Linked DNA regions of Mus musculus: region 2 is linked to region 1. The links are chromatin contacts, found by Hi-C or POLR2A ChIA-PET in ENCODE. All regions are on one chromosome and are shown on one strand. Each heading gives the region's core, a stretch centred on a gene start or an enhancer-like site at or near the end of the contact. The rest is flanking DNA. Distances are from core to core; before and after follow the strand shown.

The links. Hi-C counts contacts between places; a loop is a spot of excess contacts on that map. ChIA-PET counts read pairs that join two places held with the same protein, here RNA polymerase II (POLR2A).
Region 2: a loop to region 1 is called in a map of left cerebral cortex, with 2.4 times the contacts of the local background. The contact joins the promoter of Pom121l2 here to the promoter of Zfp184 in region 1. A Hi-C loop is called at or near these places in 13 of 37 maps with a recorded cell type or tissue (T-helper 2 cell, adrenal gland, gastrocnemius and 2 more). POLR2A ChIA-PET finds 5 or more read pairs at or near these places in 3 of 5 experiments (Patski and embryonic stem cell).

What each region holds. Positions count from the first base shown.
Region 1 is chr13:21,943,648-21,947,395 of GRCm38, forward strand. It overlaps Zfp184 (zinc finger protein 184 (Kruppel-like)), which reads left to right and starts at 1,447. Exons shown (of 6, transcript NM_183014.1): 1 at 1,447-1,552; 2 at 1,909-2,152; 3 at 3,356-3,423. The coding sequence starts at 2,146.
Region 2 is chr13:21,979,270-21,983,044 of GRCm38, forward strand. Pom121l2 (POM121 membrane glycoprotein-like 2 (rat)) reads left to right here and starts at 1,912. Exons shown (of 1, transcript NM_001162928.1): 1 at 1,912-3,775. The coding sequence starts at 2,292.

The DNA of each region.
Region 1 (3,748 bases), core at 197-2,696:
CATTTTTTAAAGGCATTTGAGACTTTTTAAAAAATAATTTATTTATTATATGTAAGTACATTGTAGCTGTCTTTAGACACCAGAAAAGGGCCTCATATGTTACTACAGATGGTTGTGAGCCACCATGTGGTTGCTGGGATTTGAACTCAGGACCTCCTGAAAAGCTGTTAGTGCTCTTACCCGCTGAGCTATCTCACCATCCCCAGCATCCATCTTTTAAGAATAATTTAGTTTAAATGCTATAACTCAGTAATTCTTCTAGCTTCTACTCATAATCAAATTTCAAAGTCACTTTCATGTGTCCAGGCATTTATTTCAACAGAGCCCCATTCCCAGAACCAAAACCTGTGAGGTGCTCCTAGCCAGCAAACAGAAAAGCTAGTGTTAGAAGTCTGGTCCTAAGCATGCAGTCTTCTATAAATTCTAGTTCCAAGGGCTCCTACATCCTTTTCTGGACACCAAAGCATGTCCCTTCACATATGCCCACAAACAGACACATAAAATCAATTAAAAAAAAAAAACTAAACATGATTGCTGTTTGCATTCTCTTTTTTATCGAATGTCTTGTTGCAACCATTTCTCTAAATATCATCCCCTTTCCTTAAAGTTTTCATGTGTAGCATTATCATTTCCAGGTCTGGTGCTCTCAGCTAAGGAGGGGAGCCACTTTAGCCCTTCTGTCAAATAACTGGGGAGGAACAGAAGCCCTTAGATGAGTGGGCCACATCTTTGAAACATAAAAACCTATTTGTTGCAATCTTCTGTGTTCGTCTAGAGCACTAATGGATATGCTTTAAGTGCTAGGCAAGGAAACGTGCAGTATGTAAAATACTGTACCATCACCTTCTCCCGGCTTCTTTAGTATTTAAAAAAAAAATGAGAGTCGTTTTTCGAAGACATGAAAACGAAAAAATATTTTCAAAACGACAAATACCATATAAATGAGAATGCAGACCAACCAGGTAATAAAAGTAGGGTTGAACGATGAAATGTACGCTTGCATTTTGAAATTCTCTGTGAGGGGAGGTCAGATCCTTAGGAGGTGGAGAAGGTGGATCAGGATTTCAAGGCCAGCCACATGTATATAGCAAGTTCGAGACCAGCCTGAGGGGCATGGTACTGCCCCCAACATCTCCGCCCAAAACCCTGAGGGTGTGTGAATATTGGTTACAAACGCTATATATGGCCACCTCTGCTCACAATCCAAATCACTGGACACAAACGGTAGGCAGGTTCAACCTCCCGAGCCACCAGGAGGGACTGCAGCATTTGTGGAAACCTGGGAAAAGTAATTCAGAAACACTGCGCGTTGCATTCTGGGAATTGTGGTCCTTTGTGTTCCCCGGTGAGGCGCTCCTGTGTGTTGCGGGGAGGGGGAAACCAAGGGAAAGGGTCTACGCGACCGGAAGTGACCGCTAAGCCGACTGTGGGCGTGGAAAGGGGTGGGCGTTTGGCTCGTCCCACGGCGTAAACTCACAGCCTGAGTTTTGATGACCATCCCAGGTCATCTGGATCCAGGATCCTTGGAGTGCGTCACAAGACTGGAGTCCAGGTATCACCATGGCAACCACCAGCGCCTTGGGTGTGTGACGTCACCTTGCGGGCTCGCGTAGTGCGGCATGCGCGGGAGGAAGCCGGGGAGTCAGGGAAGGGGGCGCGCCTCCCCTCGGCGTTGCCGGGGACCGCGGGTTCCCCAAGGCTTTGTTCCTTTGTTCTGGGCCGGGCCAGCAAAATGCGGAGCAGCCCGCCTTTCTGGTGTGCCCCGCAACAGGTGTGTCTGGCCGCCTGGGAAAGTGGGAGATCGCAGACCCTGTGGAGGGCGGGTGGCCAAGACTAGGTGGGCGCCCAGAGTCTCTACTGCAGCGAGGCAGAGCTGTTCGCTCCCTATTCACTTTTTGTTTCTTGTAGCAATCCAAACTTCCCCTGTGCACGTCCGATCTTGGACAGGACCTCTTGGCTACTCTGTACGAGTCTGAGGTGCGACTGTAAGACGCGTGCTGCAGAGTGTATCCTGTGCCTGGTAGGCCAGTCTCGTAGAGCATAAGACACCTACTCTGGAAGGAGAGCGGGACATCCAAGTCCCAAACTGAAGCTGCCCAGGTATCCACGTGTCCAAGTTCTAGCGGAAGACGTAGAGCTCCTGGGATGGCAGGTAATGGCAATGGCCAGGGCAGAGAGGACTGGTGTATGGCGAACTGAGAGGTGGGAGGAAGAAGTAATGTGGCCAGGGGTAAAGAAACCTAATTACATCATCGAAAGAGGCTTGAAAGAATTAATTCTGAGTTCTGGACATCAGAATTTGAAAAGGAACAACAGTTCAGAATATCTGATCCTCTTGACATTTCTCTTTTATTACATTTCCGAATAGAAAACTTTAGTCAGAAAAAAAAAGGTGTTTTAACTTATTGCAAAGATTAGTTTTGAAATATCTTGCAGAAAGCAATTTTTTCAAGCTTGTTCTGGTGCAAGTGTGTGTGTGGACTTAAACTCACCATTTGGGTGCAAATGTTTCCTTGTTTTTTAGTTCCTTTTACTAACAGTGCCTAGTCCTGTAACCTGTGTGTAGATCTTAAAAGCACCAGATACTGTCAGTAATTTTACAATGATGCCGTTACCTGTGAATTCAGCTGTTAGAACTCCTAAGTTCCCTGTCAAGCAGCCTAAGTCTCATTTCCTATGATAGGTCCATATAAGATCGCTAGACTTCTTTGAGTAGTCTTTTCCTAGTTAGCATATTTCTTACATTGCAATGCCTAAAACTAAACAGTTCTTTAAATGTCCTTTTAAAAATACCTAAGAGTATGATCTATTACTATCTTTCCCTTATCACATTTTTGTTAATTTTTTTAAAAAGATTTTGTTTTATGTGTATAAGTGTGTGCTTGCATGTCTTTACTTTCGTTAGGTATGGGAGAGTGTCACTGAATAAACTCACTGGGACCCACAAGGTTTTGCGTCCTTAGTGCTGGGATTAAAGGCATGCACTATTATACCCTACTGTTTACTCATGCTTTATGTGAAGCAGAGAGGACTCAGCAAGAGTGCCTTGCTTCATCAATGAGGACTTCACATTTCTCTGTATGAACCATGTGAAGTGTCAAGAGACAAAGATGAATATTAAGGCAGAGTTTGGTTTTTGTTGTTTGTGTGTTTGTTTGTTTGTTTGTTTGTTTCTGCTGAGCCTTCTCAGGATGGTACAGAGGCCTCAGTTGAACCTTTTAGGGGGTTGGGGGATTCTGACATATAAAGGAAGGGGAGACATAGTTGTTATTTCCAGGAAGAAAAGTAAAACATTTTTCTGGATTGCTGGCAGCAGCAGATCTGGTCATATTTAGCCTGGCCTCTTCCTTTTTAGGTCTGTCCTTTGCAGACTCTGCCAGTCTCCACGAGGGACGTCCCCTACTCCTACCATCTAGTTTTCGGGTAAGTTGAGATTTTCCCAAGTGCCATGTCCCTTCTCAGAATAATGTGTTTTTATTGTCAAGTATGTGGACTCCCAAATCATTGTTGGTGAGCTTTCTCTGGGCTCTCATCTGTCCTGTGATCTCACCTGGGTCCTGCTCGGCCTCAACAGCTTCAGCAGTCATTCACCACTTACCTCTTACCCAGTGCCTTGTAACACTGCTGGGGAGGGGGAGGAGGGAGAGGGAGGAGGGAGGAGGAGGAGGAGGAGGAGGAGAGGCAGCAGCAGCAGCACAGCATAAGTCTTTATTTGACAGTAAATTGGCCAATAAAAGTCAAAGCAGGA
Region 2 (3,775 bases), core at 662-3,161, 36 kb after region 1:
AGCAAGCCTCTGGGGTTGTGCCACATCGCAGTGGGTGATGGGCAGTCTTAGGGAGCTCACCTGCCCACTTTACCACTTCCTGCATGGTTTCTGCCACCTGGCCTTTTCGTTTATAAGAAGGAACCCTGACTCTGCCCCGTGGGATTGCTTCTCCTCTGAGCCTCTGCTATGCTCTTCTGTGTTCCTTAGTTAAACTTCTTAGCCCCAACAGTCTGCTTCAGTGTCCCCTTGAATCCTATACCCAATCTCTAACTTTGCTTCACACTGGCCTGGCCTGAAATTCTTTTCTGTGGTGAAGACAAAGATTCAGCCTTACCTGGATGGAGGTCTCTGAAAGGGAACTGTTGGCTTGGCCATGGGGTTTTGTTTGTTTGTTTGTTTGTTTTTGTTTTTGCCCCTGCCTTTGCTGGAAATAGACTCAGCATTAAGATAGTACACAGACTTCTAAACTGGCTCTCATGACTTCAACTCTTTCCTGGCCATTGTTGTTCAGTTTGGTTCTTTTAAGACAGGTCGATAAAAAATCCCAATAGTCAATTTTTACTACTTAAAAAATAACAACAATTGGGCAATGGTGCACACCTTTTATCCCAGCACTCAGAAGGCAGAGGTAGGTAGGTCTCTGTGAGTTCAAGGCCAGCCTGGTCAACATAGAGTGAGTTCTAGGACATCCAGGGCTACATAGAGAAACTCTGTCTCAAAAACAAAACAAAACAAAACAACCAAAAACCAAAACCAAAACCAAACCAAACCAACCAAACAAAAACAAAACAAAAGATAACAACAATAGCACACAAATCATTATACTGTTACCTTTCTGTCCTCTCCTTTATTCTTCCTTCTGCCCCAGTCTTAAGCAACCAGCAATCATTCCTGTGGATTTGCAAACTCTGTTTTGTTACATGTGTGGTGAACTCCCACAATTGAATGATTTTCTCAGCATACATTGTAAACGTATGTCCCATTCAGTCATCCTCACTCAAATTTTAGTTCACCTCCTTCCCCAGTTTCTCTATGCAACCACCTCCTGGGGACACTTAATAGCTGGATACAGCCCTATTTATTCCTACCCTCCTTACATGCTAGGGGCATCTCAGTGTGAACTTCTAGAACTGTTTCACATTTGTAGATAGATGCTCTATTGTTGAGACATAGAAGTTTCTACTTTCTATATTTCCTGAATGTCTTACAGTAGCTCTGTGTATGTGTGGGGTACTTTCGTGTGCTCATGGAGAGTCTCTCCACCTTACTTAAAATTTTAAAAATTACATTTCGTGTATACAGTGTGTATGTATACACAGTATGTATGTATATACAGTGTGTATGTATACACACACACACACACACACACACACACACACACACACACGCTATTGCTATATTGTGTATTTGGAGCTCAGCGGACAGCTTATGGGAGTTAGCTCACTCCTTCCACCAAGTGCATGCTCAGACTTGGCCATCTTGCTTGTCAATACTGTTTTGAGAAAGTGCTTGGTTAGCTACTTGTTTTGTTTTGGGTGAAATGTAAGATTCTAGCTCATGGCCAGGCAGAGTTCTTTGATACTTTGGTCCACTGGCCAGCATAGGGGTGTAGAGTGAAACTTTCTGTATCCCCCTAAGAAGTCAGTTTTACCTTCAACTTCTATCAACTTGTTTAACACACTAATTCTGCAAGTGAATAGAGGTTTGGTCGGGAAGAGGAGCTCCAAGTGTCTTCTAAATAGACCCTTTCCCGCCAGGGTGCAAGGTTACAAATCCTGACTTTATCCCCTGAAGGTATGATGCTGGGTTTGGCCATGAGGAGGCTCTGATAGAACTCACAGACATTACCTCAGCTGGCTGCTGCCTTTCCCATTGACAAGTCACAATGCCCTATAGCCTGCCTAAACAGTTCCATCTTCCTCTGGTCCTGTGCCCTCTCGAGCACACCCACTCGTTCCCTCGTACGTTCACTCGTACGATGAAGGGATTCAAATCACCCAGAGTCGCTTCCAGCTCAGAGTTTGGGGAACTGGGACGCGCACCAATGCGCATCCAGGTCCAAGGCCGGGTCCTGCCTGGATGCTAGACACCGAGCCCCCATGAGCTCTGCCAGTGTGGTGCTCAGACCGCAGATCCCAGAGCGGGCTGACGTGGTTGCCGTGGCCCGCGTGTCGCCAGCTCCCCAGTTCCCTCGCGCTTTTCTGGCGCTCGTGGCCCAACCGTCACTCGAGCAGCGGATGCTTGGATTCGGCCGCCTCCGCCGAGGTTGAAACGGGGCTAGAAGTCACCGCCCGTCCGCGCCTCTCAGCATGGGCAGCTACCTGGGCAAAGCGGGGTCCTCGCCGCGGTCCCCAGCACAGGGGCGCGCAGACTCAGGGGAGAAGCCTGCGAGCCGCCGACCCGCTAGGCCCCTCTACCAGGTCCACCGGGTGCAGCATGTCCACCGCGCCCAGCCCGCTCGGAGACACAGGCCGGCCCGGAGGCCGCCCAACTGGGATCCCGCCAACCCTACCGCTTTCGTCAGTGAGGCCTGGAGGCGCTTCCCCATGAAGAGGCCACAGAACCCCATCATGGGCTCTCTTCCTTCAGACTGGTGGGAAAGTTACCTGAAGCGTAATATTTGGTCCCTTCGTCACCCTCGGGCCACATGGAGTCCGGTGACAGTCAAGATCTCGCCTCCTGAGCGGAGACCACGGCCCTTGTTCCCGGTCTCAAGAGTGGTGAACTCCGCGGGACCTTCAGAGGAGCCACCAGGGCCCTGTGGAAAGGACCCGGTGCTGAGGGCCCTCCTCCAGTGCAGGAAGGGCAGAGCCAGGTGGGAAGAGCCACTGTTCCCGGACACCTCCGACAGCCAAAGGCATTCGGCCTCCGTATGGTCCGCCTTTAAGCCCCTGTTGAAAAGTGGGGCCACTGTTTCGTTTGTGGCCAGGCCTGGGTCTCTGAAAAGGAGACCCCATGTCCAGAGCTCAGATGATAAATGTAAGAGATCCGGTTGCTTCTCTGGGGCCCTTGTGGCCAGCATACATACCCAAGGCCCCCCCAGCACAAAAAGAAATGCTATTACCAGTTCTTACAGTTCTTCTAGAGAGCTCTCAGGATCTTGGAAGAGACATTTTCTCAGGACATTAGTCCAGACTCCAGAATGGCCATTGAAAAAAGCAGGAGAGAGTCCTAATTCTCACCTCTCAGTCACACCCAGCAGCTCTGGACAGCTAAATGGAGAGATTCCTCTACTGCAGTCTGGCCCTAGGGACCTGCTAACTATACCTTGCCAGCAAGGTCCTGTTGTCACTGAAGAGGACCCAACATTAGAGGGGCAAGCTGTGCCGAGCAACCAAACCACAGAAGCTACAACCGGGACAGCCGGAGACTCCATTCCAGAGATGAGGGCTGGAATTCAGCCTACCTTGTCTCTCAGTCGGTCGTCTTCTGAGAGAGTTCTTAGCACCCACGTGAACCCTCAGCTGGAAAGCTTGAAGAATATGCCTGCCCCACTCGGGTGCTCACAGTTAGAGCACATCCAAGGCATCTCTTCAGACTCAAATCCCTCAATTGCTTCCACCCAGGCGTCTCCAAGCTCTCCCACAACACCAGTCACTGATTCCACCTGGCTATCTTCAATCCCTCGGGCTCACAGGTCTGCTGTGCCCCCACACTCATCTGTCATTAACCCCACAGCACCCACCACACAAAGCACTTTGGTTGGGGTGGTGAGTAACCCAATTCTCCATCTTCCTGCATCTGTACTTCCCGTGGAGACGTCTTCTCACTTAGCATTAAGACCTATTTGGGG